Regions from separate parts of the Mus musculus genome. Here region 1 is linked to region 2. A link is a loop called in an ENCODE intact Hi-C map of the cell type or tissue named here. Cell type or tissue: heart. All regions are shown on one strand. Each heading gives the region's core, and the rest is flanking DNA. Links, peaks and the distances in the headings are about the cores only. Region 1 overlaps Nav2 (neuron navigator 2). Region 2 overlaps Nav2 (neuron navigator 2).

What was found. Hi-C counts contacts between places; a loop is a spot of excess contacts. Peaks named below come from ENCODE experiments on the same cell type or tissue, not always from the same donor. Only the 100,000 strongest peaks of a DNase experiment are listed, where the experiment ranks them.
Region 1: a loop joins it to region 2, with 5 times the contacts of the local background. A loop is called at or near these places in 1 of 42 quality-filtered maps.

The regions. Positions count from the first base shown.
Region 1 is chr7:49,546,954-49,561,801 of GRCm38, forward strand. It overlaps Nav2 (neuron navigator 2), which reads left to right. Exons shown (of 39, transcript NM_175272.3): 14 at 886-1,588; 15 at 4,644-5,096; 16 at 5,887-5,952; 17 at 7,262-7,306; 18 at 9,957-10,117; 19 at 11,755-11,943. Gm32694 (a long non-coding RNA gene) reads left to right here and starts at 12,574. Exons shown (of 2, transcript XR_003946637.1): 1 at 12,574-14,110; 2 at 14,323-14,848. In heart, for the core only: no CTCF peak of the experiment used is centred there; no DNase peak of the experiment used is centred there; H3K27ac peaks cover 3,372 bases.
Region 2 is chr7:49,593,166-49,608,013 of GRCm38, forward strand. Nav2 (neuron navigator 2) reads left to right here. Exons shown (of 39, transcript NM_175272.3): 33 at 1,052-1,287; 34 at 3,990-4,144; 35 at 4,337-4,408; 36 at 5,112-5,308; 37 at 5,599-5,717; 38 at 11,260-11,463; 39 at 13,531-14,848. The coding sequence ends at 13,656. Among named protein-coding and RNA genes, the nearest start is that of Dbx1, 36 kb to the right of the region's middle. In heart, for the core only: a CTCF peak has its summit at 8,250 (motif pointing left); DNase peaks (open chromatin) are centred at 8,222, 11,306 and 12,236; H3K27ac peaks cover 525 bases.

The DNA.
Region 1 (14,848 bases), core at 2,219-10,218, 48 kb before region 2:
CCCTCTCTCCCTCTCTCCCTCTCCCTCTCCCTCTCCCTCTCTCTCCCTCTCCCTCTCCCTCTCCCTCTCCCTCTCCCTCTCCCTCTCCCTCTCCCTCTCCCTCTCCCTCTCCCTCCCTTCCTTTCCCCTCTTCCTCCCCCCCCCTTTCTTTTTGCCAGAGTCTCTTACTAGCCTGGAGATCACCAAGTAGGTTAGGCTGGCTAGTAAGCTAGGTGGCTATCCTCCTGCCTCTGCCTCCTCAGCACTTGGATTATAAATATACACCACCACAACTGCCTTTTTAAGGGTCGGTTCTGGGCTCTCTAACTCAGTCCCTCATGTCTGTAAGGCAAGTGCTTTACTGAGGGAGCTGCCTCTTCCAGCCCCCACGACGGCTTCCTTAAAGGTTAGCTTCCCTGGCTCTTTCTGAGGAGGGGTGTGTATGCATCGACAGTGCTACCATGTGAAGCTTTTGTCACAGCCTATCAACTGGTCAGTACTCAGTTTCACCTCTCACCATCAAGTTCACACACTAGTCCAAGCTCCTCAAGGTTATATTGGTATGTTGAATGCTGTACCCTAGAAATGTCAGGGTCCATGTCATAGACATGGGGGAAGAGGACAGTGTATGACAGAGTCTTGTGTGCATGGAGGTACCAATCGCTTCCTGGCTTTGCTCCGCTCGGGTCATTTGAGACTGCTTAGAAAAGAGCAAAATCAGCAACGCATTCTAAAAGACCCTGAGCAACTGCAACAGATGAGATTATCTCTGTGCAAAGCTCTCTCCTGACTTCCCCTGCCCTGTTCCCCTTCAGGGCGATCACAGTCTTTAGAGGGGTACCCATCCTAAACACAGTAGCCAGCAGCGTCAGGGTTTTGGTCTGACCTTGCTGGTTTCTCTCTTAGGAAAAACAGATGACGCCAAGGTGTCTGAGAAGGGAAGGCTTTCGCCCAAAGCTTCCCAGGTCAAGCGCTCCCCATCGGATGCTGGCCGCAGCAGCGGGGATGAATCCAAAAAGACCCTCCCCAGCAGCTCTAGGACGCCCACGGTCAATGCCAACAGCTTTGGGTTCAAGAAACAGAGCGGCTCTGCTGCTGGGCTGGCCATGATCACAGCCAGTGGGGCCACCGTCACCAGCAGGTCTGCCACACTGGGTAAAATCCCCAAGTCGTCCGCCCTCGTCGGTCGGCCCACGGGTCGGAAGACAAGCATGGATGGAGCCCCAAACCAGGATGATGGGTATCTGTCTCTCAGCTCCCGGACGAACTTACAGTACCGGAGCCTGCCTAGGCCCAGCAAGTCCAACAGCCGGAATGGAGCAGGGAATAGATGCAGCACCAGCAGCATCGACTCTAACATGAGCAGCAAGTCGGCAGGCCTGCCAGTGCCCAAGCTGAGGGAGCCCTCCAAAGCATCCCTTGGCAGCTCCCTACCAGGGCTTGTCAACCAGACGGACAAGGAGAAAGGCATCTCTTCAGACAGCGAGAGCGTGGCTTCCTGTAACTCTGTGAAAGTGAACCCAGCCACCCAGCCGGTGTCCAGCTCAGCTCAGGCCACTCTGCAGCCAGGGACCAAGTATGCAGATGTGGCCTCTCCCACACTCCGCAGGTAAGCACGGGGCTGAGGAGGGCCTGAGTAAGTGGTGTAAAGCATCCTCTAGCGGCGCCTTCGCTCTTTGTAACGCTGAGTTCAAGGGCCAGCTCCTGCCGACGGGTCTGTACTCTGCTTTTTTTTTTTCTTCCATGCCAGGATGGGAAACAGAAAGTTCTAGAACCATGCTTCTTGACTTTATTTTAATTAGCTCTCAGATCACTTTTCTGATTCCTGCCTCAGTTTTCTTACTGTTCATTGGAGTCCACAGTATTTCCCTCTGAGTTCCTACTAAAGTTCATCTTTGCGGCTGTGCTTGGCTATGGAAGGCATTCAGTGAAAGTTACAGACGCTGAGAGTGAGGTCCTGGCGTACTTTTAGACCCAGACTGTAGCTCAAGGGAAGGAGTTGCATCGTGTTCTTATCTCTATAGCCTCCTGTTCTTTTATAACACATGGACAAATATTTGAAATGTTTGCTTGTAAAAATATTGTTGTATATGCGTGTGTGACATAAGTGTGTATGTGTGTTCATGCGTGTAGGCTCATACATGTATGTGCATGCACAGGGACGCCTGAAATTGAAGTCGGTGTCTTCTTTGATTGCTTTCTGCTTTAATTACTGAGGCAGAGTCTCTTGCTGAGCCCAGAGCCGGGCTAGTCTGCTAACCAGCATGCCCCTGCCTGAGTTGCTCATGAGATCCTCTACCTCTGCCTTCATAGTCTAGGATTGCAGGTGGGTACCACACTCCTCTTCATCCTTCACGTGAGTTCTGGGCCTCAGACATCCCGTCCTCCTGCTTGGTTGTGAGGGCATTACACAGTGAGGCATCTCTTTAGCTGGGCTGTTCCCTTTTCTTTTATATAAACCTCTAAAAGCAGATTAACCTCTAATAAAAATGGACTTCCTAGCCCCTTTGGAAAGAATGTCTTCCCCATAGCTCTCTACTTGATGGAATTTCTCAAGGTAGTAAATGTGCCCTTTAACTTTTCCTTTTACATCACTCACAGGACCCTTTTCTTTTTGGTTTTCTCCTCCTCCTCTTCCTTCTTCCTTCTTCCTTCTTCTTTCTTCTTCTTCTTTTTTTTTTTTTCTTCTTCTCCATAGCTGTCCTGGAACTCATTGTGTAGAACAGGCTAGTTTCAAACCCACAGAGATCTACCTGCCTCTGCTTCCCAAGTTCTGGGATTAAAGGCATGAGCCACCAAGCCCCACTACTGGCTCATTTTTTAACATTTTGTTTATTTCTTTATTTAATGTATGTGAGTGCTCTATCTACATGTACACTTGCATGCCAGAAGAGGGCATCAGACCACATTATAGAGGGTTGTGAACCACCATGTGGTTGCTGGGAATTGAACTAAGGACCCCTGGAAGAGCAGCCAGTGCTCTTAACCACTGAGGCATCTCTCCAGTCCTCACTGGCCCATTTTTGAATGGCAGTTGTATAGCTCTCACATTGCCTTCTGGGCCGTGACAGACCCCAGAATGATGCTTGTGACAACAGAAATGGGTCCCAGGACTCATATGTGAGGATGAACAGGGACGTCTGAAGATCCCAGAAGAGCGCCACACAAAGGTTGAAAGAATCTTTGTGGTGTACCCTGTCTAGGCTTAATTATTAGGACTCCAGAAATCATATTTTTAAGGTGGAAGGTCCTATTGGGCTGTTCTTTGCTGTTTTATCACACTAGCACATCAGTGAAAATTTTTCCCTACTATTTACCTCGAGGAGACTCGAGGTAATGGAATGTGGTCTTCAGATTTCCTGTGGAGGCTACAGTGGCATTTGCTAGACCTTCAGGCTAATGTACAGGAATCTTTAAAAAACACATGAGCTCCTAACATACTCTTTCCTTAAGTCTCTCTGGGGTTCTAGCTGTGCATTTATTGTGTGGCAAGGAGAAGACCTCAGTGGAGTGAGATGGGTAACTCCCTTCAAGTGATTCCAAGCATTCAGACAGGAGGGCACGTGCATTTATATGTGGGGCCGGAAGCCAGGCAAAAAGGTTAACTTGATTAACGATGGAAAGAGCCTGGTCACCAAAGAGTTGTCCGTTAACAGGGAGGTGCAGCTGCTGAGGGTATCTCCCGATGCCCAGATTTCAGAGCAGGATAGCACAGTCCCTGATTCTGCCATTAGATATTGTAGTGAGGGTTATATATCCCCCTTGTGGCTCACAGATACTGTGATCTGAAGGACTGCTTCAAAGTCAGACTCAAACCACTCCAGGCAACAAGGTGAAAGGCCCATCTGCCTGTCAAGACGTGTATGTAGTCTTCTTGTCAGTTATCAGGGCGACGTGTTCCCTTCACGGCATTTTGAGTGTGGGATTAGATCCCTTGCATTCACCCTCTGGCTTGGAGCAGGTTTCACCAGAGGGCTCTCTGCCCATGAAAGAGAAGGGCCCCGTGCCTTCCCTGTACAGATGTCACATGTGCAGGACCGAGCAGAAGGTGGCATAGCAAGGCATCACATTTCAATGTGCCTGTTTCAGAGGTGTAATTTGTACCGGTTTGCTTAGTCTGATGTCTTGTGGACCCAGCACATTTCTGTGTATGGTGTTAGCACACACAGGTTCTCTGGGACCCTGCCTTTCTGTGACTCATACACCCGTGTCCATATTTCTCCTGGGCTCCCAGCAGTGTAGACTCATGGTCTTGATCCTTTGTATTATGCTGAGAGACCAAAGAAACCAAGTCCCAAGGCTTCATACACTAGGTATCACAGAAAGGAGAAACTCTTTTCTTTCTAGAAGATTCCTGGGTAGGGGCTAGAGAAAGAAAGGGGAAGCAAAATCGAGGGGTGTGGCTGAGTCTATGGGAAAGCCTTTTTGTCACCTGGGCTTACAGCTGGATCCCAGCTGCTGCCTAGAGCTAGAAAGATGTCCCTGGGAAGCACCGGCATCCAGCCCCAACTAACCTCAAGGCTTTCTCTAGAGAGACCCTAGTGAGTCTGCAGGAGAGACCACTGCCCTTTCCAAGGGTCTCACAGCCTCCTCTGCCTCAGGAGCTCTGCACACCTTGGTCTGGCCCAGGTATTTGTCCCACACAACCCTTTGTCTCTTCGCAGACTCTTTGGTGGGAAGCCTACCAAGCCCATCGCCACAGCCGAAACCATGAAAAGTGCAGTGGTCATCTCCAACCCTCATGCCACCCTGACCCAGCAAGGTAACCTAGAGTCCCCCTCAGGGAGCGGTGTCCTGAGCAGTGGGAGCAGCAGCCCTCTCTACAGTAAGAACGTGGACCTCAACCAGTCTCCTCTAGCGTCCAGTCCCAGCTCAGCCCACTCAGGCCCTTCTAACAGCCTCACCTGGGGTACCAGCTCGTCGGCAGTGAGCAAGGACGGCCTGGGCTTCCAGTCTGTTAGCAGCCTGCACACCAGCTGTGAGTCTATTGACATATCCCTCGGCAGCGGAGGGGGCTTGAGCCACAACTCCTCCCCTGGTCCAGTGGCCTCCACTAAGGAAGACTCCTTGATGCCTTTTGTCCGCACCAGCAGTGTGAAGACCACACTGTCGGAAAGGTTGGTGCCACGCCCTCAGGAAGATTTCCTTCCCTAGATACAGACATGAGGTTAGGGATCTAAAAACTACTTCGCTGTTACCTGGCAGGTTCTCCCCCCCACTTTTCTGTCTTGGAACTCTTTCTATAGACCAGGCTGGTCTTGAACTCAGAGATCCACCTGTTCTGCCTCCCAAATACTGATAGCCAGGCATGCCAGTGAGTACCTGCTCCATTGTCTGCTAAAGTCCAAGGGAAGGTGGCAAGTGGGAGGCCATCCCAGACCCCAGTGCTCGCCCAGGTGCTTATTAAAGGTGTGCACCACCATGCCCAGCTTGGTTTTGATCTTTCTGATAAGTCTTCCTTTCCACTGGAAGTCAGTTTAGGAGAGAGCTCATCTGGACTGCTTCCTGCTGTCTCTTTCCCTTGGTGCTTGGAGCCACCAGATGGGACAGATTTATGCTACTGTCTGAAATGACACTCAGCATCGGAAAGCCCTCCCGTTGCCGAGGGCTTGCCAACTTCAGCTTCTTCTTTCTTCTTTTGGTGTAACTGAGTGAGCAGGACAGGTGACCTGGGAACAGCTGGGGATGCTTGGTGTCACCATGATAAGCGATGGAGAACCTGCAAGAGTCCTCAGAACTCAGTCTGCTACAGTCTTGGGGTGTGTCTGGTTTCTGGACCAGCCACGGGGAAGCAAAGTTGGGGTCAGCATTGGGAGTGAGAAGAGTGTTCTGATGGTTGTGTATAACAGTTCTTTTTCCTTCTGTCTAATGTTCCTTCTCTTGTTTTCGACTTGCCTGGACCTCTAGCCCTCTCTCTTCCCCTGCTGCTAGCCCTAAGTTCTGCAGAAGTACTCTGCCCAGGAAACAGGACAGGTAATGACACTGCAGGCCTCCCGAGCCTCTGGGTTCTTCTGCCTGTCCATTGTGTTGTCAAGCCAGTTGTTCTGTGCAAGGCTGTTGGCCCTGAGGTTCCCGCTTGTGTCTGTGACTCTGGTATACTCTGATAGCCAGGCATGCCAGTGAGGACCTGCTCCACTGTCTGCTAAAGCCCAGGGAAAGGTGGCAAGTGGGTGGCCATCCCAAATCCCAATGCTCAGCCAGGGCTGCAGGGGCTCTCACTGGCATCCCCATGGTGTCTGTGGCATGTTCCTGCCTCGAGTCTTGCTTTTTCCTCCCTACCCCTCCGGATACTCTCTGCCACCTACTGTGCAGCCTGGCCCTCAACCTCTGTCTCTTCCCCGCACCCCACCCCCTCCCAGCCCAGCTGACTCTTCTCCCTTGAACGCTTTTGCTGCCGTCTGGCTCACCGTGTATCGTTCCTAGTATCCTGTTGTGTGTGTGTCTATATTCAGCAATGATAATGGTACGGAGTGCCTAGAGGGCTGGGGCTCTGACAACTCAAGAAGCCTGGGTCTGCCCCAAGCCGTGGGTGGGCCTCAGAGATGGAAGTTGACCCCGAGTTTCTGGAGGAGTGGTGGCTTGGCCAAACATAACAAGCAGATGTTGTTTCATGCTTAGGGGGAGAAAAAATTAATGGAAACCCCCTTCACCCCATCCACAGCACAAACTTTGTTTCTGTCAGACTTAGACACCAAGCCCCTGCACTTTAGACATTCAGATGCCTTGACTCTATCAGCCAGCAAGTTCCAGCATGCCCAGGCTCCTGCCCAGGGCTCAGCTTCTGGCGACGCCCTTGCTGGGCAGGAACAAGGAGACATTGAGAGGGACCTGGAATTTACTTCATCACACATGAATTCCAAATATGCAGACTGCTGCCTCTTGAAACCCTCCAATGAGTCTCTGCCCCTTCTTGAAACCTTTGCCAGAGGCAGCAGGGTTCGGGAGGGGAGCTGAGGGGTACAATAGGTGGGATACAGGGCAGCACAGACCATGCTCCTAGATGATACAGCCCCATGCCTTGGCTTTGAACCTGTGGAAAAGGAGGAACAGTTGGGGTTCACGACTCAGGCCACCTTGTGAAGTGGGGTAAAGTATGCACTGGCGTGGATGCAGACAGGACCAGGTTTCTTTTGTATACTGTGTGGACGTGCTGCATGCCTGGCTGGTGGTGGGCGCCTGCCCCTTGGGGGTCCTCGTGCCCCTCCCCAGCCTTCTTGCCTTCCTTCTCTCAAGTCCCCTGTGCTTCTCTGAAGTTCTTGATTTTGTTTTAACTTTTCTACAGTGACCCGCACCTTGATAGGAACACTTTGCCTAAGAAAGGACTCAGGTATCTGTCCCCTCCTTGTACCCATGCCATCTGTTGTGGCTGTGGAGCTTGGCTGTGTCATCCTCATTGCTGCTGGGCTGGGCTGGGCTCGGCTGGGGTCCCTGCTTTGGCCACCGCAGCTGGATTTTTGGATGACAGACCCCTCTCTCATTCTCATCTCTCCATTTGTGGCTTACTTGCTTGAGCAGGGTCTGTGCTTTGTGAAGTTTCATGTGGCAGAGCCATCTCACCACCAGCATCCCTGAGCCAGGAACAGTGACTGCTCCTGGTGGGCCGGCAGGAGGGGTGCTGAGCACGTCATGATTGTCCGTATACACACAGCCGCTTCCAAAGGAGAACATGACTTAGAGCATGCGGCTTTGTCAGCTGACCCCATTTTAAAACTCTAGCTGCTTCTGGCTGGAAATCAGCTCCATGGTAGAGCATTAGAGCATTTGCCTGCTCTACATAAGGCTATGGGTTCAATCCCAAGCACCACCAAATAATAATAATAATAATAATAATAATAACTTAAAAATACCTTTGTGGCTATGAAACATCACTAAGAGTTGTCTTAATGTCCTAATTAATGAGTGGGTCAGCTATTAATACCCATCCAGAAATGCATATGATTGGTTTTTGGTGGAATGAAAAAATAAAATAAAAACTGAACCAAAAAAGAATGCTTTTGCTTCTGTAGTAAGCCAGGCCTCTGCTGCTTGTTGGTGCTAATCCTGATGAAGCAGGATGCTCTAAGTCACCACTGCTCAAATCATGTCATCACTGTCACCAGCCTGAGGTGCTTCAGTTCGCTCACGATCCCTGTGGACCTCTGTCAGTTCTGCCTTCTTTAAAAAAAGCCTTGCTGTTTGTAGCCCTGGCTTCCCCCTGCATTAAGCGTTAAGTATTTTCACGTGAAGTGAAATGTCGTGTTGCTGTCTTGTGTGTGTCTAGTTAATAACCCAAGGCTCTTAAGACCCAGAGCATTTCGAACGTTGTTAACATGAGGTGGGTATCAACTCAAGAAGGCATGCACTGATGCCTCCCAGTAGAGTTCTGCTCCATCGTGTGTGTCCCGCTGGATATGTTAATGACTGATGCCACCATTGTCCCTTGTCTTTGAGACTGGGTCTCATGTAGCCCCGACTAGCCTTGAACCTGCTATGTAACTGCGGATGATCTCTGGACTTTTGATCCTCCTGCCTCCACTTCTCAAAGTGCTGGAATTGCAGGCTTACACCAACAGTGCTGCCCATTGATCCCAGGGCTTCCTGGGCCCTCAGCAAGCACTCCACCCACCGAGAGAAATTCATGACCCACTGTTACCCAAAGAGTCAGGAAGCTAACTTTTAAGTAGTTACATTTTGAAATGCTGTGTGCATGTCTGTAGGAGATCTATTAAAGCTATGTAGTTCTGGATTTTTAAAATTGATTGTCTAAACATTCAGGATGGGGTTTTATGACAACTATTTCCAGGCACCCGATGTGCCTTTCGAGGGTGTATAGCCATCAACAAGAGTGAAAACAGACTTCTCATTCATACTGGTTTTCTGTCTAGCTTGCCTCCTCAACACACTCATATTGGGTAGCAAATTCCTGATCAGCAGCCACCCCAGCAGTGTGGGTACTACAGAAGTTCTGGGCGCTGCCTAAGGGAAGAGAGAAAAGAGCGCGGAGTTTGGAATCAGACAAGCATGGGTTAGAATCTCAGCCCTGTGGTCCCCAGTTTCCCAGAGCGTATAGCAGGATCCATTATGTTGCGTTCCTAACTTGAAACCTTAGTTAGATGATGCATGTAATGATACCTAACCTATCAGAGATGCTCGATAAATCTTCCAGTTTTGGGATACCGGAGCTGGTGGACCCCATGACTCCTGAAGACTTCCCCACATTTGACACAGCAGTGTGTGGTTCTTTTCCTGAAACCTGTCAGTGCTACACTGTAGCAGTTAAGGGGCTGGACATGTGGCTCAGTTGGTAAAGTGCCTGTGTAGCATGCAGAAAACCCTGAGTTCAGCCCACAACTCCCTGTATTTTGTAAAGTATACACAATTAGTCATGCCTCTAATACCAGCACTTGGGAGATAGACGCGGGAGGATCAGAAGTTAAAAGTCATCTTTAGCTATGTGGCAAATTCAAGAACAGCCCGGGCTATTCGAGACCCCGCATCACACAAACTGCAGCAGCTACTGTAAACACTAGCACCCCAGGTCTCTCCAAATGCCACCCACTAACACACAGTGATTCGTGACCATTCACTGGTTCTGCAGCGTGCACATGCCAGCAGTTAGCTCATTAAAACTTCCTCAGAGCACTAACAACAACCCCTCTTCCTGACAGGGAGGGGGCTTTGAGGCGACCCTGTCATGAACCAGCATGTTCCAGTCACACCCAGGGATGGCTCTTTTGAACATTTCCAGCCTTTCTCCCTCTTAGGTGTTCCCTGCAAGCTGAAAGGAATTATAATTTTCCCCAGATGCAGCCAAGTAGGAAAAAAAAAAAAAAAGTTTTGAGAAACTTCATAAGTTTCAGGGCGTGCAGTGATCTGAGCTTTTTCTCCCCCCCCCCCCCCCCATCTTAAATATAGCTTTCTTTGTACACACTCCCCATCGGCTGTAGGGAATGTGTGTTCATAAGGGCTGTTCATTCCAGCCTGGTTTCTGTCTCCAGGTATACACCCACCTCCCAGCTTCGCACGCAGGAAGACGCCAAAGAATGGTTCCGGTCCCACTCAGCTGGGGGCCTGCAGGACACTGCTACCAATTCCCCCTTTTCCTCCGGCTCCAGCGTCACTTCTCCTTCAGGAACAAGATTCAACTTCTCTCAGCTTGGTGAGTCGCCGCTTGAGCCGCACCGGTCCACTCTGCAGGGCTGAGGTTCTTTTGTGCTTTGAAACAGGCACGTGGCCACATCCTTCTCAATATCTTTTTTTTTTTTTTTTTTTTTTTGGGTTTTCAAGACAGGGTTTCTCTGTATAGCTCTGGCTCTCCTGGAACTCACTTTGTAGACCAGGCTGGCTTCGCGAACTCAGAAATCCGCCTGTCTCTGCCTCCCAAGTGCTGGGATTAAAGGCGTGCGCCACCACGCCCGGCCCTTCTCAATATCTTAATCGGCCCTCAGCCACACAGTCAAGGAAACAAAGAAAAATCACAAAGTCCTGGGTGCTCTCGCCACATGCGACTTAGGATGGCCACAAAAAAGGCCAACCCTTAAAACACTATGAGATTTGTGTGTGTGAGAGGTTTTTGAAACTCAGTTGTACTCTATGGAGCCTGGACTTAGTAGATAACATAAAATCTGAGGGTCAGACACACCCACATACATAGTCTTTTTCCTGCGGTTCGTATAGGGAAGATTGTAGGGGGCGGGGGCATACCTCCCCACTACTCTGGGTGCATCCTGCTTCTCGGGCCTCGTGAAGGAGACCGTTTTCCAGCCTACTCCCCATTCCTTTATGAAGCCAGAAATAAGTTTTAATGAACAAGTGTTCTTGGAAATGGCTGCTGCAGACATAATGTGTTGACTGGCACGCTGAGAGGGGAGAAGGGTTTGTGTTGGGCCCTGCTGGAATGCTGAGGGATTCTCTATTAGAGACAGACACATAGGTACAGATTCGACAGACAAAAGTATGAGAGAACAGTCTAAAGCTTTGTAGCAAATCAGCAAGACGACAGGAGAGATTCCATCTTGAGTTACAGGAGAGTCGGGTGCCTGCTATCAGCGGATGCGTGAGGTAATGGAATGCAGGTGGGTATTTGAGGACTGGTCACTGGAGGGAAAGAAAACCCTTTTGGTCTCACCATTTAGAAGAGGCTTTTGTGAGTGTTCTAGACTTCCCATCCAGTCTAAGTGATGCCTGTATCTTGTCATCACTGACGTGTAGTTTTGCTCTTTATTAAGTGTATACCTCCAAATACAGCATGCCTGGCCAACACGGGCAGGGCTTTTGATGAGGAAGCTCAGCCTAGCTCAGGGAAGTGTGTCTCTTTGCATGCTCTTGGGAGGTGACTCCCATCTGAGCCATGAGACCCACGCTTGTAGTGTTTGTTCCCAGCCATAACTCTTTGCAGCGAGAGGCCCTTGTCATGCGCAAATGCTTCCTATCTGATCAAAAGCCTATTTGGACTATTTTGGGCTTTTGGCTTTACAGAGAATTGTTTCAGATGAACCCGGGGAGTAATTAGCTCATGCCTGGAAGGTGACACTGGCCTGCCTGAACGTGCCAAGTTGGAACGTGAGGCCCTGAGCCTTGCTTTGGAACTGACCCGCCTTCCCTCCCGTATTTTTAGCTCTAAGCCTGTAACTCAAATGCTGATGCGACTACCTTTTAGAAATAGACAAGGGAGGGAAGTTGGCAGGCACACACACACACACACTGCCGGCGATAAGCAGCCTCTCCCGATACCCCATCTGGGATTCAAACAGAGCTATGGATACCCAGCATCTCATTCTGCTCCTCTGGTTCCAGCGAGCCCCACCGCTGTCACCCAGATGAGCTTGTCCAACCCAACCATGCTGAGGACCCACAGCCTGTCCAACGCAGACGGCCAGTATGACCCCTACACCGACAGCCGCTTCCGGAACAGCTCCATGTCTCTGGATGAGAAGAGCCGAACAATGAGTCGGTCAGGCTCCTTCCGGGATGGGTTTGAGGAAGGTAAGAATTGAAGGAATTTGCCATACTAGGTCTCTTGGCACAGCACACTCGATGGGGCTCCCTCCTCTGGTCACTACAACTCTTCCCTTGCCTCCGGGGTAGGGATGAGGGGCTCTCAACTAGGAAGCTCTGACCCTCAGGTAACCTTTCGGGATACTTAGGGAGGAGGCCTCTGCAGCAATTGCGGACCCTCAGCATTGACTGAGTTCTGCTGCCTGAGGTTTCTCTCCTGGCCTTGGGCCATGACTTCTTGGCATGCATCTCCATCTTCCAGCCCTGTTGCTGGCTCACTTTGTTGGCAGAGACTGCACTGAGTTCATCTCCCTGTGCCCCTCAGCTTCGGGGGAGGGGGGCAGGCAGCCCTGTTCCCATCCAGTATTTTCTAGCTTGTCTCAAGATAGAGTTTCTCAGTTTTTACCCTTCTTTCCTTCTCAGGCTGCCAACCATGGACATTTATAGCTTTGTTCCTTGTAATCAGAATTATGGAAGGAAAGTTCTACCGGTTGCTTTGTCAGCTACCTTCATAACTCACTTCATTTCTCTCACCCTCTGCTCCTTCCCTTGAGACATTGCCTTAGAGGAGCCCCATTCTCCAAACACTGGGCTTGTGGGAGGCCGGATGCAGGCTGAGCAAGGAGTGATGAAGAGAGGGGAGGTGGGCGGACCAAGGATGAACCCCAGCTCTACCCCTCCTCGGGTGCCAGAGCTTAGACCGGATGCCTCACCTTTTTGTCTCCCTTTTTCACTGTGAAAATGAAAATGGTTAACATTTGGCTCATGGAGCTGTAAGGATTCAGAGATAATACTTGCAAGGGTTAGCTCTTTGCTAACTGCTGCTGCCGTTTGTGCGTGGTAGCCTGTGGGCACGACGTCCAAGCTGAAGATGAGGATTCATGAACTTGCGGACCCGGCCTGGGGGGTGGGGTGGGGGGAAATGGGGACGGGGACTGTCTCTGTTGGAACCATTTTGCTAATAGCAGGACAGAGTGTAGGAACGACTCCCTCAGCTCTCGGTCCCCGTATACAGTGGGGAATAGGCTCAGTGTGCTCTGCTCCCAGTAGAAAATCCCAAGTAATAAGGGAATACAAGAGACATACTTCTGCTTCTTGGTTTTCGTTCTAAGAAAGGCTGAAAGGACTTTTGGGATAGAGCAGGCACTTCTTGGTGACTTGGGACTCTTCCCCAGATTTATGTGCCCCAGCAACCCTGAGCAGAGCATGCTTGTAATCCCTTATATGGAAACTGCTGGACTGGAGGATAAAGAGGAGAAGAGCCTGGGTGGCTGAGGGCATTACGTTAGATTTAAGGGCTGGTGTTGTAATGACTTTGAGCAGCACAGTGGGGCACATTCCTGCCCTAAGGCAATGGAGGGGGACGGTTGCCTTAAGTTCTTTCTAGTCCATGATTGGTCAAGAAGAGCTGTAATGTGCCTCCCTCTGTCTCTTCATCTGTCATGTGTATGTCTGAGGGAATCACAAAATAGTACCAAAACTTGTCCTGACAAGTCTACACGGTCCCACAAAGGCCAGGGACCATAGCAGACTCACCCTCGGCTAGCTCTTAGACAGTCCTTCAGGAATCAGCCTGACTTGCAGACCATCTGGGATAGCAGATGAAAAGTAGGCCTGGTCTAGCTACAAGCATCACCTCAACTTTGGCAATCACACGATTCCTGATAACCCGGAGCCGAATTGCCAAGGCAGGGTTAGAACAGTAAGAGAGGAGGTTGTTACGGCACCGTGAAGTTGTGGCTTCTTCACCTTTGGGAACTTTATAGGGCTTGTGTAATTAGAGGCTTTTAATCCCTTTGAGTGTAGTTTGTTTTTGTTTGTTTGTTTGTTTGTTTTCCATTTTGAATTGATAAGTTACCAGTGCTATGAGAGAGACTTGGGGAAGTCAGACCTCAGGCCTGGCCAGGAAATGTTTACTCTTTTCTGTGAGGCAGGATTGATGCTTAGAGAAAATTAGCAGAGGTGTTTGTGAGCTGGTACTGTTTACTGAGTGCTTTAGAGCCACACTGAAGGCGATGGGAATCATAACCAGGTAGAGCAGGCGCAGCACGTCTTAGGTGCAGCCTTATGAAGTCTTTCAGGGAAGTTCATTACCGTAGACTCGATGTAATCTCAAAGTCAACTTTGGTACAAGAACGCTTAAGAGAGGTTGGAGGTGTCTTTTTTTTTTTTTTTTTTTTTAAAGATTTATTTTATTATTAATATATGTAAGTACACTGTAGCTGTCTTCAGACACTCCAGAAGAGGGAGTCAGATCTTGTTGCGGATGGTTGTGAGCCACCATGTGGTTGCTGGGATTTGAACTCTGGACCTTCGGAAGAGCAGTCGGGTGCTCTTACCCACTGAGCCATCTCACCAGCCCTGGAGGTGTCTTTAAAGTGGGTGTTGAGGCCAGAGAGATGGCCCAGCAGTTAAGAGCTGTTAAAAGCATGTACCACCATTGCAGAGGGATTGGACCCCAATATTTAGCACCCACGTATGGTGCCTCACAGTCCTGGATCTTTTGCCTATCGGAACATTACATAAAGGATTAGAAAAGCACTTCAAAACACACCAAGAGTTCTTTTTAAATTATTAACTTTAAAATTACGTTTGTCTGTTGTGTATGCACAAATACATACATATGTGTGTGTTACGCTATACACGTGGAGGTCAGAGGACAACTTTTAAGAATTGGTTCTCTTCTTCCACCATATGGGTCTTGGGGAGAGAACTCAGTCAGGCTTGGTAGCAAACATCCTTACCTACTAAGCTATCTCACCAGCCCACTAAAAGGATTTTTTAAGATTTATTTATTTATTTATTATATGTAAGTACATTGTAGCTGTCTTCAGACACTCCAGAAGAGGGAATCAGATCTCGTTACGGATGGTTGTGAGCCACCATGTGGTTG
Region 2 (14,848 bases), core at 4,463-12,462:
TTGAGGTCCTTGTTATTAAATGTAGACAAAAGTCCCTCCGCTGTACACCTGGTGAGGCACGTGGGGATCTTCGTCATGGTCCTTTGGGAGTGGCCAATGCTTATAGGGGTTACCTTGGTTAGGGGAGGGCTAGAAACAAACCCATAAATGTTTTAGGGCTGTCTTTGCATTGGATGGAAGGAACATGTTGTTGGATGACACAGAAACACTTTGTAGTTTAACCACTTATTTTCTTGAAGGAAGTTTTTGAGTGGAATTACCGTTTACTTTGATTTTTTTAAGACAGGGTCTCTTATTGGCTGGTTGGCCAGTGAGCCCCAGGAATCCTGTCTCCACCTCCCTAGCATTGATATGATAAGTACATGTTGCCTTGACCCGCTTATTTCTATGTGGATTCTGAGGCTTGAACTTGTGTTTCCACGCCTGTAAGGCAAGCCCCTTTACTGACTGAGCCATCTCCCTGACTCTGAGAGCATCCTTTTAAAACCAACAAGTGGCTAATGAGGTTGTCCCAGATGGAAAGAAGAGAGAAGCTTCCATTTTTAGCTGGTGCCGGTCAAAGGCCTCAGTATGTAAGATTTCAGTCTAGGCCCACCAGTCCGGATTCCCATTCTCAAATCCTGGTTTCACCTTGTTTCTGCCCTGCCTTCTGGGCACACCTGAGTGTGGGCAGCTTGGTGCCTGGCAGGAAGGAGAGAGAAGAAGCAACCTAGATTCGTGGGAGACATGGATGGGCAAGACTCAGGCATCAACTGAGGTAGGCACTACAAGGCTAGCAAATGCTAACAGGCAGATGGAGTCCAGAGCTAACAGGCAGATGGAGTCCAGAGTTCAGGGAGCCCAAAACTGGAGTTGCTGCTGACCAGGAGGGTGGCTTCCTACAGCAGCAATGTTGAGCTCTCAGCCTCCAGTGTCCCTGGGTGGGCAGGAGTCTTAGGACGACCAAGAGGAACAGGATGATGTCATGAAGAGGGATGTTGTCTTGCAGAGAGATGATGCCAGAGCTAGCCTCTTCGCCCAACTCTAAGCCCTCCCCATCTCTCTCAAACAGGGCTCACGGAAAACAGCCTGGACTCTCTGGTGTTTGAGTCCCTGATCCCCAAGCCCATCCTGCAGCGCTACGTATCCCTGCTGACGGAGCACCGGCGGATCATCCTCTCGGGCCCCAGCGGCACTGGGAAAACCTACCTGGCCAACCGGCTCTCTGAGTACGTGGTACTTCGGGAAGGACGGGAGTTGACAGATGGCGTCATTGCGACCTTTAACGTGGACCACAAGTCCAGCAAGGTGAGGAGGCCACCCTGAGCCCACTGCACGTTGGGCTCTTTGAATGCTGCTGTCACTATGAGCATGGTCAAGCCCTCCATGCTAGGAAGGCCAGGAAAGGAGCTCAGAACAGGGCTGGCAGAAATGGACAATTTGAGTCAGATCCTCTCAGCCAGGACCATCTGGGGCTAGTCAATCCTGTCCACTCACAGAGATAGCTCCTTCAGACGTATCTAGTTCGCCAAGAGTGTAACATGTGCCTACCGGGCGTTACTATTTTTTTCCCCAAGTAAAACATTTTATGAGACAACAGTATCACCAATAACAACAATCACAGCTGGCTGACATTGATGATGTCTGTCACATGAACAGCAAACTGTCCTCACAGAGCCCTTGAAGCTCTAGTTGTCCTTGTCTCCGTGTTGCAGGACTGACAACAGCAGCTTGAAGGATATTTGTCACATGTTAGACACAACTCAGACCAACTAAGTGTTGGTACTGGGACCCTGGTTGAGATCTTAGAGGCCTGTGCATAGCCAGCTCCATCACCCCTCATAGTGAACAGTGGAGCCATAGAGTCTGACCTGGTCCTGGCTGGGGGGCGGGGGGCCTGCGAAAGGTTGTTGCAATGTCCTTCATTCATTTGTTCATTCATCCATCCATTCATTCATCTACCCATCCTCCACGATACAGTGGAAGCCTGTGATTCCTACCTGCTACGTGTTGGCGCGGCATGCCTGGAGTATCAAAAGTGACTTGGAAAAGGCTCCTCTGCCTTATGAGTCATCTCACGCACCTGAGAAGATTAGATCTCAGGCCTGTTACTTATATCCGTGGTTATCGGCCCTGCTTACCGGTTCCTCTTGTGCTTTTGATGTAGGGAGGGGTGAGAAAAAGCTCTCATCTCTCTGTCTACAGCTTAGGAGTGGATGAGTGAAGGAAGGCCAGGTGGTGGTTGGCAAACTGTGCCCAAGCTGATCCATTTCCCTGCAAGGGTAGAGTGTCCATGCGGGGTGTGGCTAAGCCATGCACTGCAGGGCTGGCTAAGAGGGCTAAGAGTTCCAAATGAGAAGGAACCAAGAGATCTGCCTGTGGTGAGCAGCAGTCGAGAGGAGGGAAAAACCTGGAACATTTTCATGAGCCAGCTGAACTTTGGCTTGAAAGGGGAGCCTGGAGAGGTGTGCACCTGTAAGAGACGAAGGAACCATCCCCTCCGCCCCCCCACCCCCAGTAGCTGGGCAGTTCTCACAGGCCTCAGTCTGACCCAGCCTGTCACTTACCCCTGGTACAGTCTCAGGATGGTGGCCTGGCTCTATGCCTTAACTTCTGTAAAAAGGAGCCAATCACAGTCCATTCATCACAGAGTTCACCACCCTGCCTAAGTCTAAGTCCCCATGGGTGTCCTAAGTGATGTCATCAGACTCCCCTCAAGAGGCTCTGGAAAGCCATCTTCCCTGCTGTTCCATCCTTGTGTCTTTTTCTGATGAGTAGCCCTGACCCAGGCACACTGGGCCGTCCCAGTCTCCAACCAAGATAACCGTCAAGGTTCAGTTGCAGCAGGTCCTTCGCTGGTCCCGGGGCATATAGACTCACCTGCCCCTATTTGCTTTCCCATCTTTCAGAGCACTACCCAGCAGCACTTACATGTGGCTGGAACCTCTTCTGCTCCAATAACTTCTGCAGAGTTAGCTCCCAGGAGGATGCTTTGGAGATAGCAAAAGATGAGACACCTGCCTTCAGAAACCTGGGAAATTAGCATAATAGCAAGAAATGATAGTTTCCTAAAGAAATGGTCAAGCGGGAATTAAAAACTGGACCTATAGGCTGGGATGTCCCAGAATCCACATTTTAAAGAAAAATATTAGGTACGATGGCTTGCTTATAATCCAATACTGGAGAGGTAGAGACAAGCAGATGCCGGGGATTCATCAGACAGACAGCCTAACCCGCTTGGTGAGAGGGAGGGGGGGGGGGGGGGAGAAGGGTGGGGAGGGAGAGAGAAAGAGGGAGAGAGACCCTGTCTCAAAACACAGGGTTGATGGTACCTATCTGAGGAACAACACTCAAGTTTGTCCTCTGCACACACAGGTACACACATGTAGATGCATACATATGCCTGTGTGCACATGCACAGCAGGGAAAACAAGAGCCCTTGAGCAGGGCTGGAGAGATGGCTCAGCAGCCCTGAGTAAGCACTGACTGCTCTTCTGAAGATCCTGCATTCAAATCCCAGCAACCACATGGTTGGCTCACAACCATCCGTAATGAGATCTGACGCCTTCTTCTGGTGCATCTGAAGTCAGCTACAGTGTATTTATGTATAATAATAAATCTTTGAGCTTGGAGCGAGCAGGGACTGAGTGAGCGGAGTTGACCAGAGCCAGCAGAGCTCCTAAAATTCAATTCCCAACAACCACATGAAGGGTCACAACCATCTGTACAGCTTCAGTGGACTCACATACATAAAATAAATCTTTAAAAACTAAAAAGGCCTTGAGCAGACATTTTATAAGAGGCTGGAGGCAGACCACCACAGGCCTTCCATGTCCCATGCTCACGGCATCCCTGGAGCACCACACCGATGCCCTGTGACAGATAGGTCTCAGGTGGTGTCCACAGTGTGACTTCATAAGGGGTACCTTCTTCCTGCCTTGGCCTTGGACAGTGAAGGCCTGGAGCACGTGAGTCTTCCCGCTCCAAGCTCATTCTGCTGACCCCCGTAGGAGCTGCGCCAGTATCTGTCCAACCTGGCCGACCAGTGCAACAGCGAGAACAACGCTGTGGATATGCCTCTGGTGATCATCCTGGACAACCTGCACCACGTCAGCTCTCTGGGCGAGATCTTCAACGGGCTGCTTAACTGCAAATACCACAAATGGTAAAGGGGGCTCTAGACCTCTGGGCGGGGAGGGTGGCAGGGGGCACACAGTGAGCCAGGCTATCGTGACAGCGAAGTGTTGAATGCACAGCCAGAGGGGGAGGGGGTGGGACGACCATAGTCCCTTGCCTGTAAGCCCTTGCTCTCCAGCTCACCCCTAACTCTGGGCTTCTCACATTGTGTTCCCAACAGCCCTTACATCATCGGCACGATGAACCAGGCTACCTCTTCCACCCCCAACCTGCAGCTTCATCATAACTTCAGGTGAGGTACCCTGGCCCCTCATCCAGGTAGAATGGTGGGTGCTCAGCCCTCTCAGAGCATCTGGTGTGGGCTAGGCTTTCTGTTGGGCGTTTCCTCCAGGTTAGCTCATTTAGTTCTCACAGCGACCTTACGTAATTCCATTTACCCATCGGGTTTACAATGAAGAAACAGAGGCTCAGGGAACCTAACATAAGAGCCATACACCAGTCAGAACAGAAGCCTACACCCTGACCTCTGTGACTCTCAGTCACTGGGTCAGTATCAGGAGGCAGTTGAGGCCATGTGTCCTGGCCTCTATTCAGCATGAGCAGTGATGGCCTGTGCCTTTAAATGTCCCCATGTAGCAGGGTCTGTGGAGCTGCCAATTCTATCTATCCTCTGTGAATCCTTCATGGCTGGGCTCCCCTCCAAGGGTAGTTCATCTCCATCAAGATGGTGACACAGCTTGCCCTGGCTTCACTCAGCAACCTCACGGCTCCCCGTGCCTCTTTCTAGGTAGGGGATAGACTTCACCACCTTAGCCTGGACCCTGCACACGTTTTTTCACTGGCCAACACACAAGCCAACCCTCAAGGGTGTACTAAATGTAGCCTCCACTACAGTAGGTATACTCACCTTTCCATTCCCAGACACTCTAGTTTTTGAGGCTTGCCAATCTCGTTGGGCATCCTTGCGACTGAAAGGCATTCCTTGTTTCTCCCAGGTGGGTGCTTTGTGCCAACCACACGGAGCCCGTGAAGGGTTTCCTCGGCCGCTTCCTGAGGAGGAAGCTCATGGAGACGGAGATCAGTGGGCGGGTGCGCAATGCAGAGCTGGTGAAGATCATCAACTGGATCCCGAAGGTCTGGCATCACCTCAACCGCTTCCTGGAGGCCCACAGCTCCTCAGATGTCACCATCGGTAGGTGGGAGGCCAGGCAGGCTGGGGCAAGCTGATGGAAGGATAGCGTAGGCAGTGGTCTTCCAAGAGCCCTGGCTCCCTCATATGTTACCCTCTGGGTCTTGGCCAGGACAGTTCCCAGCAGAGATGTCTTGCTGTCCTCAGAGATAAAGAAGGGCAGAGGGACACACCTCAAGCCATCAGCCCCACCATTACTTAGAGATTTCAGTATTCCTTTTATGAGGGAAGCTTACAATGGGGAGCCCACCCTGCCCCATTTCAGTTGTGATGTATCTCACTGTGGTCCCCAGGTCCCCGGCTCTTCCTGTCATGTCCCATTGATGTGGATGGTTCCAGAGTGTGGTTCACTGACCTGTGGAACTACTCCATAATCCCCTACCTCCTGGAAGCTGTCAGAGAAGGACTCCAGGTGAGAAGCATGCTCCTTTTGACTTCCTCAGACTTGAGTGCCCCATGCTCTCCTGCGTGGTCTTCCGAATGGCACACGGTGGAAACGACAGCTGCTTGAAAGTCTTGGCTCAGCTGCTCATTAGCACTGTGACTCCCGGGCAAAGCGTTTCACCGTCTCTGCCTTATCGGGAGGGGAGATAACAGCATTACTCTGCCACAGAGAGTTGTAAGGATTAAATGAAACCATGGCCATCAAGCCTCCAGCGTGGGAATGTAAAAGAGATCAAACCAGATACGTGGGTTTGATTTGTTTATCTGTCTTATGTGGTTCAAGTCCTAGATTAGGCCTAAGATCTGGGCCAAGCTTTATCGTTAAAGTTTTTCAAGAGGAGAAAATTGAGGCCCAAAGATCATAAAAGCAAAGCCTCAATGAGGCATCATGGTACACCCCCTAAAATCTTACACTTGGGAAAAAGAGAGGTAGGTTGTAAGTTCAAGGTTGTAGTGGCAGGTTACCTTGTAAGTTCTTACCAAGCACAGGCAAGACTCTGGGTTCTGAGACACTGCAGAGAAATCAAAGCTCAGAGGATCTGGAATTTGAATCTTCACCTTCTGAACTTCATCCCAGGTACTTCGACCTCAAGGCCAGGCAGGATATTGCCTGCCCAGCCTCAGCACCCCTCACAGGTGGTTCTGGCGGGCTCTCCTGGCTGCACATCTCTTGTATCCAGTAGCATCTGGGGAGCCCCCACTGCTGTCACTCAGCTTAGGAGTTACCGAGGAGCTTGGGGTGGCTTGATGGTTGTCTGGAGGACCTACTGCTGCCCCTGTGGCCTCCTTCCTCATACGTTCTCCCACTTGTGTCCTCTTTGCCTCGAGCGGTCCTTCTGATAACCAAAGGGGAATGACCTGAGTCACTTGAGAAAAGCCAGAGGCGACTGAGCGAAGATACCCAAGGTGTCCAAGGAGACAAAGAGGACTCTTGAGCTGACCCCTTGGTCCCCAGTGGCTGGTGGCACCAAGGCCCCTCCCATTTGGAGGTGAACTGAAAGGGAGGTTTCAGGCATAGCTGGGAAGTCACCTATGATTCCTTTGCTCAGGGAGCCATTGCAGAAGGGACTCTTCCTCTTCATCCAGCCAAGAGCAAAGGGCATAGATAGGAGGGGCTTCAAAGTGGCTGCTGCTGAAGGGCCTGCCTGTGACAGGGACCAAGTGGATGTGTCATTCTTAGAGGTCATCTGAAGGACATGTCCTCAGTGTAGAAGCAGTGAAGGGAGACAGCTGGGTTAGGATTGCCTAGTACCACCCTGTCCCAAATCTCCTAGCTCTGCCTGGTAAATTAGTACAGGAGGCGGCCCTGAAGTCTGCTGATTCATAAGGATTGGCCGTGTTTCCTTGTCGGGGTTAAGGTGGAAGTTGGAGGATCTACCAGGCTTTACACCAGGGTCCTGGCACTCCTGCAGCCCTGAGAGAATACAGGGAAGAAAACCCAAGGCCAGCCAAAGCTTTGACCTTAACATAGTTCCCTCAGCAGACCACCATGATTGAGTGAGGGCTGGAGTCCAGAGCAATGTGACAGCTACAGCTACTTTGTGACAATGAGGCCATCCTAGGGTCTCCTGTAACTTACAAGTGTTATAGGTAGCCAGGAAGCAAAGTTTTTTGGTTGGGTTTGCTGGGTTTTTGTTGGTGTTTTTTTGTTTTGTTTTGTTTTTTTTCGAGACAGGGTTTCTCTGTGTAGCCCTGGCTGTCCTGGAACTCACTCTGTAGACCAGGCTGTCCTTGAACTCAGAAATCCGCCTGCCTCTGCCTCCTTAATCCCTTAAGGGCGTGCGCCACCACTGCCCGGTGGTTTTTGTTGTTTTAAGCACAGTGTCTTATATAGCCTAAGCTGGCCTTGAACTCTGTATATAGCCCAGGCTAGCCTTGAATTTCTGATGTTTCTACTTCAAACTCCAGCATGCAGGGATTGTAGACACGTGCTAACACACGTGTTATTTTGCTGTTGTTTGTTTGGTACAGAGTCTCTCTGTGTAGACCAGCCTGGCCTTGAACCCACAGAGATCTGCCTGCCTTTGCCTCCTGAGTTCTGGGATTAAAGGTGTGCACTGCTGTGCCTGGTTTAGTGTTAGGCAGGGTTCTACCTGTGATTTCACTAGATGAGAAAAGTCCTTAATTTTTTAAAAAGCTCATTTCACTTCCCCTCTCTCCTTGGCTCCCTCTGAGGGAAAGCTGAGTGTGTGCCAGGTACCATACGGGGTCCTTCCCTCCTCACCTCTCCCCTGCACAGTGGCCACTAGGGAAGCACACTGTCATTTAGAACATGTGTGCCCTTCCTTAGCCAAGGCTATGAGTTGAGAAGAGGTGGAGACCTCAGAATAGGTTCCAAAGGGGGCTGTCACATGTTAGGAGCCAGAAAGAGGGCTGCCCATGGGGAGACAGGGAAAGAATACAGGGAAGTCATTCTTGCAGGCACCAGCCTTTACCATCAGACTCAGGCAATGCTTGCGTGTGGGCGGGACAGGACATGACAACGCATCGCCCCCTAGTGGAGAGCATGCAGGCGGTAGTATCTTTTTCTGGAATATGTGAATGAAAGTCACCTGTGTGTAAGTCATGCCTAGAAGTGCTTCCTAAATGTGAATGTTGGTGCTGCCGTGCACATCCAGGAGTCCTGTGCTTCCTGTAGGATCAGGAGGTTCGCAGCAGCCCAAATCTTAGTTTCCAGTGTCTTAGCATCATCCTTAATTCCTGAGCCAGTAGTAGACCAGCTTCCTCCTCCCTGGGGAAAGTGATTGTCTGCCTGTCCAGCTGCCCTCCAGAGTCTGCAGAAGAGCCCGGAAGCTGCACAACACTTCCTCTGCTTGCCTTAGACTGACTCACGGCCACCTGGCCTTGACCACATCCTGTGGAATGTAGGAAGGGTTGTAAAAAAGAAAATGTTTTTTGTTCTTACAGCTAATGTTTGCTGCACCTACGAATGCTTACCTTATGACTCAGTCTCAGGTCCCATTCCCCGTTGTCATCAGAAACGCTTGCCAGTGTGTCTGGTGTCTGCAGAGCGGAGCAATTCAGAAGGCCTGGTGTTGGGGGTAGACTGGGGGTGTTAAGGGCAGGTGCTGCAGAAGGACACCCAGAGACCTTTCCTCAGTTACCAAGGTCCTCTGACACCTTCTGCAGTCCCCTGTGCCAGCTTTGGCTTTCCCCTCCAAAAAATGGGAAAAAAAAATCTGACCTATGGGACAATTGTACTGGCCTGGTTTCTGGAAACCCAGTTGTTCTCTGAGCCTATAGTGCAGGGGCTAAGGATGAAGAGCAAGTGTGGACAAAACCACTGGGCCTCAGGAGTGCTAAGGGCATGCTCAGCCTCAGCCTTAGTGGTTCTAAGGCCTTGAGGGACCCCTTGGAAAGGCAGTCTTGTTCCTTCAGAGGGCCCGGTAGGGAGAGGCTTCTAATCTGAATTTGCTTCTTCAGCTGTAACCATCCCCAGCCACTTCTGTGTCCTCTTCACTCCTGATCCACACATGGGTCCACACCCGCCCCTCTCCCAAATCGTTCCTGCTCATACTGAACTGCTTTAGGCTGCTGGACTGAATTCAAGAACCAAGATTGATGAAGGGAGCTGTAGCAGCAAACTAGGCTAGAGGCTAGGCTGGGGTATGGGGGAGACAATGAGCTGACATCTGACAAGATAATGTCATAGGAGGTGCTGAGGTAAAGTGAAGGAGGAAGCCACTAATATAAAGAGATGGGCTTATCTAAGGTGGGGGTAGTGTGGGTGGCATCCTGGATAGAAATCAGATTCTAAGACCTGGAGTAACTCAGGGGACTCGGGGAGAGGGGACCCACCAGAGCGAATGATGAACTTAGGCCAGGCTGACATGGGGAGGTCTGGTGAACAGCCCCGCTCTCAGGCTCCAGTAATATCGTTTCTGCTGATTCAAAGTGGTCCCGTGGGTAAGTAAGAGGGAAAGGCCCCAAGAAGGAAGTTTGAGTCCTGGGTTCTAATCCAGATCTGCCTTCCAACCTTTCACATCAGCAGTGCCGTTAGCTTCTGGTGTCCCATCAGATAAGAGAGAGGGCACCTGTTAAGTAGACGGGCTCTTTTTCAGTTGAGAAACTGTAACTTTCAAAGGTGTGGGTCCATTGGACCAGAGCTGGACCCCGTTATGTATTGGTCTGAGTACTATTTACCTCTTCATTTCCCCTCTGCAGCTTCCAAGAGGTTAGAAGAGGCTCACAGGGAGGTGGTGTCTGGAATTTTCCATCTATGTACCCTGAAGTCACTGTAGAAGCACCTCTTTACAGCCCAGACAACCCTACCCTGCCTTGCCCTGTCTGTGAGCATGCCCTATCATGTCTGCTTTGATGCCAGTGGCCAGAGGGTAGCAGACTTGATCTGCAATGGCTCTTCTGGGGCTCCCCCATCTCTAAGCCATGGGGCGATGCTTCTGTTCGAGTCATCATTGCTGTTCATGGCTGGCCCCTGGCACCCAGGGCACGCAGAGGAAACAGACACGCCAGACCCAGCCTCACAGTGGTCAGAGCCTCGCTGTGAGAAGCCCCCCAGCTTAGGTTTCCATTCTTTAAAGAATACATACATCTCACAAGGCTGTCAGGAACAGTCATTAAGATTACTGCCAGGTCAGGGCCTCAAGGCTTGAGAAAAGAACCCTCGAAGCAGGATATTGTTGGCCTTGTAAAACTAAGAGATGGTATAGCTCGCCCTTTGGGGACTACATCGGTTCCTCTCACTGGCAAGTCTGAGAATCCGGAGCCAGCAAAGATCTCATCACTGTTGCCCGTGCACAGTGTCCTCTCTTAATGTTGTACTTAAAAAGGGACTCACGTGCCCACAGAAGCACTCTGAGAGTCAGATATACTTGAAAAATGGGGGTTCAGGACCTGGGGAGATAGCTCAGCTGTCCGTGTGCGTGTCACACAAGCAGCAAGGAAGAGGACCACAGGTCAGATCGCCAGAACCCATGTAAATTCCCAATAGCTATGGGGTCCCCCTTTTACTTCCATGGTCAAAATATGAGGAAATGAGACCCCCAGAGCATGCTGGCAGGTACACTAGCTGAATCACACAGCTCTGGGTCCAGCTGACCAACTGCCTCAATGAGCACAGTGTGGAAGACACCCAGTAAACTCCCAACATTGACCTCGGGCCTCCACATGCACACTTGTGCACATGTGGACATGCGCACACACAGCACACATGTGCATGAAAAAAAAAGGAGAGAGAAAAAAATACAGGTTTATTTCATCATCAGACCCTTGTCTTGCCATGTTGCTGCCCAGAACCCAATCTCTGAGTGGGCTTAACCCGTGGGATTCTAGAGGTGACTCGGGAAGGTTAGTTAAGAGCCGAGAGTGAGCCCGAGTCTGTTAGACTGAGCACCTAACCCATTGGCTGTGTTTATCCTGGACGATTTCTCTAGTTCATAATGCTATTCAGAATGCTGGTTTAGGAGGTTTTCCATTAAGCTACAGAACTGGGGCAACAAGAGAGAGTCTCGGCCTGCTTCCAGTCTGTACCCGTTTTTGCCTGTTTGCAGCTCTACGGAAGGCGTGCCCCCTGGGAGGACCCCGCCAAGTGGGTAATGGACACCTACCCATGGGCCGCCAGCCCACAGCAGCACGAGTGGCCCCCACTCCTGCAGCTCCGGCCTGAGGACGTGGGTTTCGATGGCTACTCCCTGCCTCGGGAGGGGTCAACAAGCAAGCAGGTGCCCCCCAGCGACACTGAAGGAGATCCACTGGTGAGTTGACAGCACTGAAGGGAGTGGCAGCCATGGGCTGGGTGGGAGGCAAAGCTCTTGGGGTGTGGGAGATTGGCAAAAGCTTGTTGTGGAAGGCTGGACTCACCCCATTGATAGGGACAGGACGTTCCTCTCTGGTATTTTCTTCCATGGTGTGCATTTCCCGTTTAAGGCCTTTAACTTCACTTGAAGTTGTTCTTGTATAAGGTTGAACGTTCGATGTTTTTATTTCCTTCCCCTTTGAATGTCCTCTGCCCCGCTGTTTGTCCTCTGATTTGAGATGGTACCATTGCCATATACTGTCCTAGAGAGTACTAGGGACTTGGCTCCCAAGCCAGACAATGAGAGGTTTTTAAGACCAGGAGACACAAGCAGAAGGCGTGACAGCCCCAACCCAGGTACCCTGGCTAGTGGGATGAGACTGAACCATGCTTTGCTAAGGGACAAGAGAAACTTAAAAAAGAAAAAAAAAAAAAGAGGAAGACAAACAGACAGACCTTGGGTAGCAATGATAAAGCCCCAATCAATTCTAGACTCATGCATAGCAATGCTGCCAAGTTATACCTCACTCAACAAAAAGCCATAGGAGCTTTTTGGAGGAAGGAAGGAAGTGTGCCCAAGTCCCCCCAGATATGGCTGTCAGCCTGCCTGAAACCCGCCCCTCACTTCTATGGCAGCTGCGACAAAAGTCGGACAAAGAGTATTGCTTGCATTGCATAATGGAGGAACACTCTTCAGAAGGGCGGCAGGGCTGGAAGGCAGCCACATCACCTGTTCTAGCCCTCGTGAGGAGCCAGTGGACTAAATAAATGCCAGCAGGTGACCTCGGTAGTCTGCGTCCTGCCAGTCGCTGCTGCAGCACAGCCACCCCGTGTTGAGGCTGTGAATAGGTGCTGACTAAAAGAATTCAACGCTGCTATCCTGCCCAGGGTCTGAAGGGAATGCCGGATCCAGTAGACATTTCTCAAGGCCAAGGTCATGTGGGTCTTACTGAGGCTAGCAAGGTCATTGCGTCATCCGTCCTGAGATCTGGACTGACTGGGGGTATTCGATAGTGAGTAGCCCTCTCTGCTGCAGAGAATTAACTGCTGTATGGCTGCCAGAGGAGGTTAGGAGGTTAGGCTTGGGTTCTTTCTCCACTTGAGGTAAAGGTGGCAGGCAACAGCTCACACTCTGTCTTAGTTAGGGTTTCACGGCTGTGAACAGACACCATGACCAAGGCAACTCTTAGGACAGCATTTAGTTGGGGCTGCCTTACAGGTTTAGAAGCTTAGTCCAGTATCCTCAAGGTGGGAGCTTGACAGCATCTAGGCAGGCATGGTGCAGGAGAAACTGAGAGTTCCACATCTTCATCTGCAGGCTGTTAGGAGAGTACTGACTTCCAGGCAGCTAGGAAGAGGTTCTTAAAGCCCACACCCACAGCGACACACCTACTCCAAGGCCACATCTTCACGTAGTGCCACTCGCTGGGCCAAACATATTCAAAAGCTTGCTCTGCAGCGGGTGGGCTGTTCTTGAGTGGTCAGCACACCATGTCCTTTGCTCCCCAAGAGATCAGCCCTGCGTCTGGTCCACGCACGGGACAAGGGAGGCTCGGGTGCTTTGGTACGTGGTGTGGCGCATATCCCCTGCACCATGATTGCTCCTGGCAAGCTGCTCCTCCCCCTCCCAAAGGCTGTGGCAGTGACTGAGGCCCTTATGCCTCAGATGTCAAGGCTGCTAGCGACAGCCGTGGGGATGGCATTGGTAGGGTTTTCCACTTAACTCACAGTGTGGCAAATATATTAGCTCATCCCAGACCTCCACATGACGGGCAGGAACTATTGAGTTAAGTTTGAGCAGTAAGGAAATGCCACAGAAAAGGACTAAGTAACCTTTCAAGGTCATGGAAGGGTAAGCAGGGAAGCTGGAATCTGAGCCCAGGACTCTTGTGCTCTTGTCTGCAGCCTCTCTGGTAAGCCCTGACCTGCGGGGTGAGTCTGGAGTAGGTGGCGGGGGCTCCAAAGAGGCCAGGGTGGGCTTCCCAGCCAACTGGCAGGCACTCCAACCCCTCTGCTCTCCCCACAGATGAACATGCTGATGAGGTTGCAGGAGGCGGCCAACTACTCCAGCCCCCAGAGCTATGACAGCGACTCCAACAGCAACAGCCACCATGACGACATCCTGGACTCGTCCTTGGAGTCCACTCTGTGATGGAGACTCCCCCACTCTCCCTCGCTCCATCCCACCCCGCATCCTCCACTTCGTTCTGAAGATGACTTCCTGAGCCAGCCCTGGCTGCCACAGCCTTGAAGCCAGAGCAGAGTAGCGGGAGCAGGAACCCCTCCTCGTCCCTTGCTCTCTGCCCTCGCATGAGCAGCCCAGGACCTCCCCTTCCGACAGTGACAACTGTACTAGCCTCTCTTCTACCCTCATCCTCGTTTTTTTTTTTGCCTTGTTGCCGTGACCTCCGTGAGACACTGAAAATACTTCATGGGAAAGGATCCTCACTGTTGAAATATAAAGGGTTTAAATGGAAATTTTAAACGTAAGATTCCACTTGGTGCCCTGAAACCCAACAGCATCCCTCCACATACTACCCCCCAGACAGAAAAGACTAAACTCAACTTGGAAACACAGACAGCAGGGCTTACTCCCAGCACAGACCCCGCCAGTTTGGGTCTGGCCACCAGCACCCCAGAGCCATGCCACCCACCCTCCATGGAAGAATTGGTGCTAACGAGGGCGCCTGCTTGGAGCGCCACCCAGGGACACCCATACATCACATGTCTCTGTTTTCCACATGGTGCTCGCCTTCCCGAGAGGTATTCTGTCTATTCCAGTGCACCCCTCCCCCTGTTCCCGGCCCATCATCCCTCCCACCCACCCCCACCCCCACCCCCATGATCTGTGAGAGCAAGTGAAGATGCAAGAATGTGAGTGAGCAGATGGGGCTAGCAACACAGAAAAGCGCGCCTGTTTCCTTCGTCTGTCTAAATGGTCAGGTTTCTGTCCGCAAACACTGTGTACTGTACAAGTAGTTCTTTGGAGAACTATCAACCCCTGCCTGTGTCTGCCTTTCTTCCTGGTTGATTGTGAAGGCCCCTTTTCCCCAACCCCCACTCCCTTGACCAGAATTAGTCCTTTGGTGAAAGCAAGAACTAAGTAGAGTTTGCCTCCTCCCTCAGCCTGGGTTTTCAGTGTCCACTGTCACAGTTCTGGGCCCTCGACACCTCCTTCCGGGGTTGTGTGGGCATCCATATCCTTTCAGATAGAGGAGGACTAGTTCTCCTCCTGTGGGTGAGCCATGGACCTCGCCTTTCCTTCTTGTCTCTGAGAGCTGAGAACCCCACAGCATCACCTTGGGCACCCCAGACCCCAGTTGCAGGAGGAGTTGACGATGCCC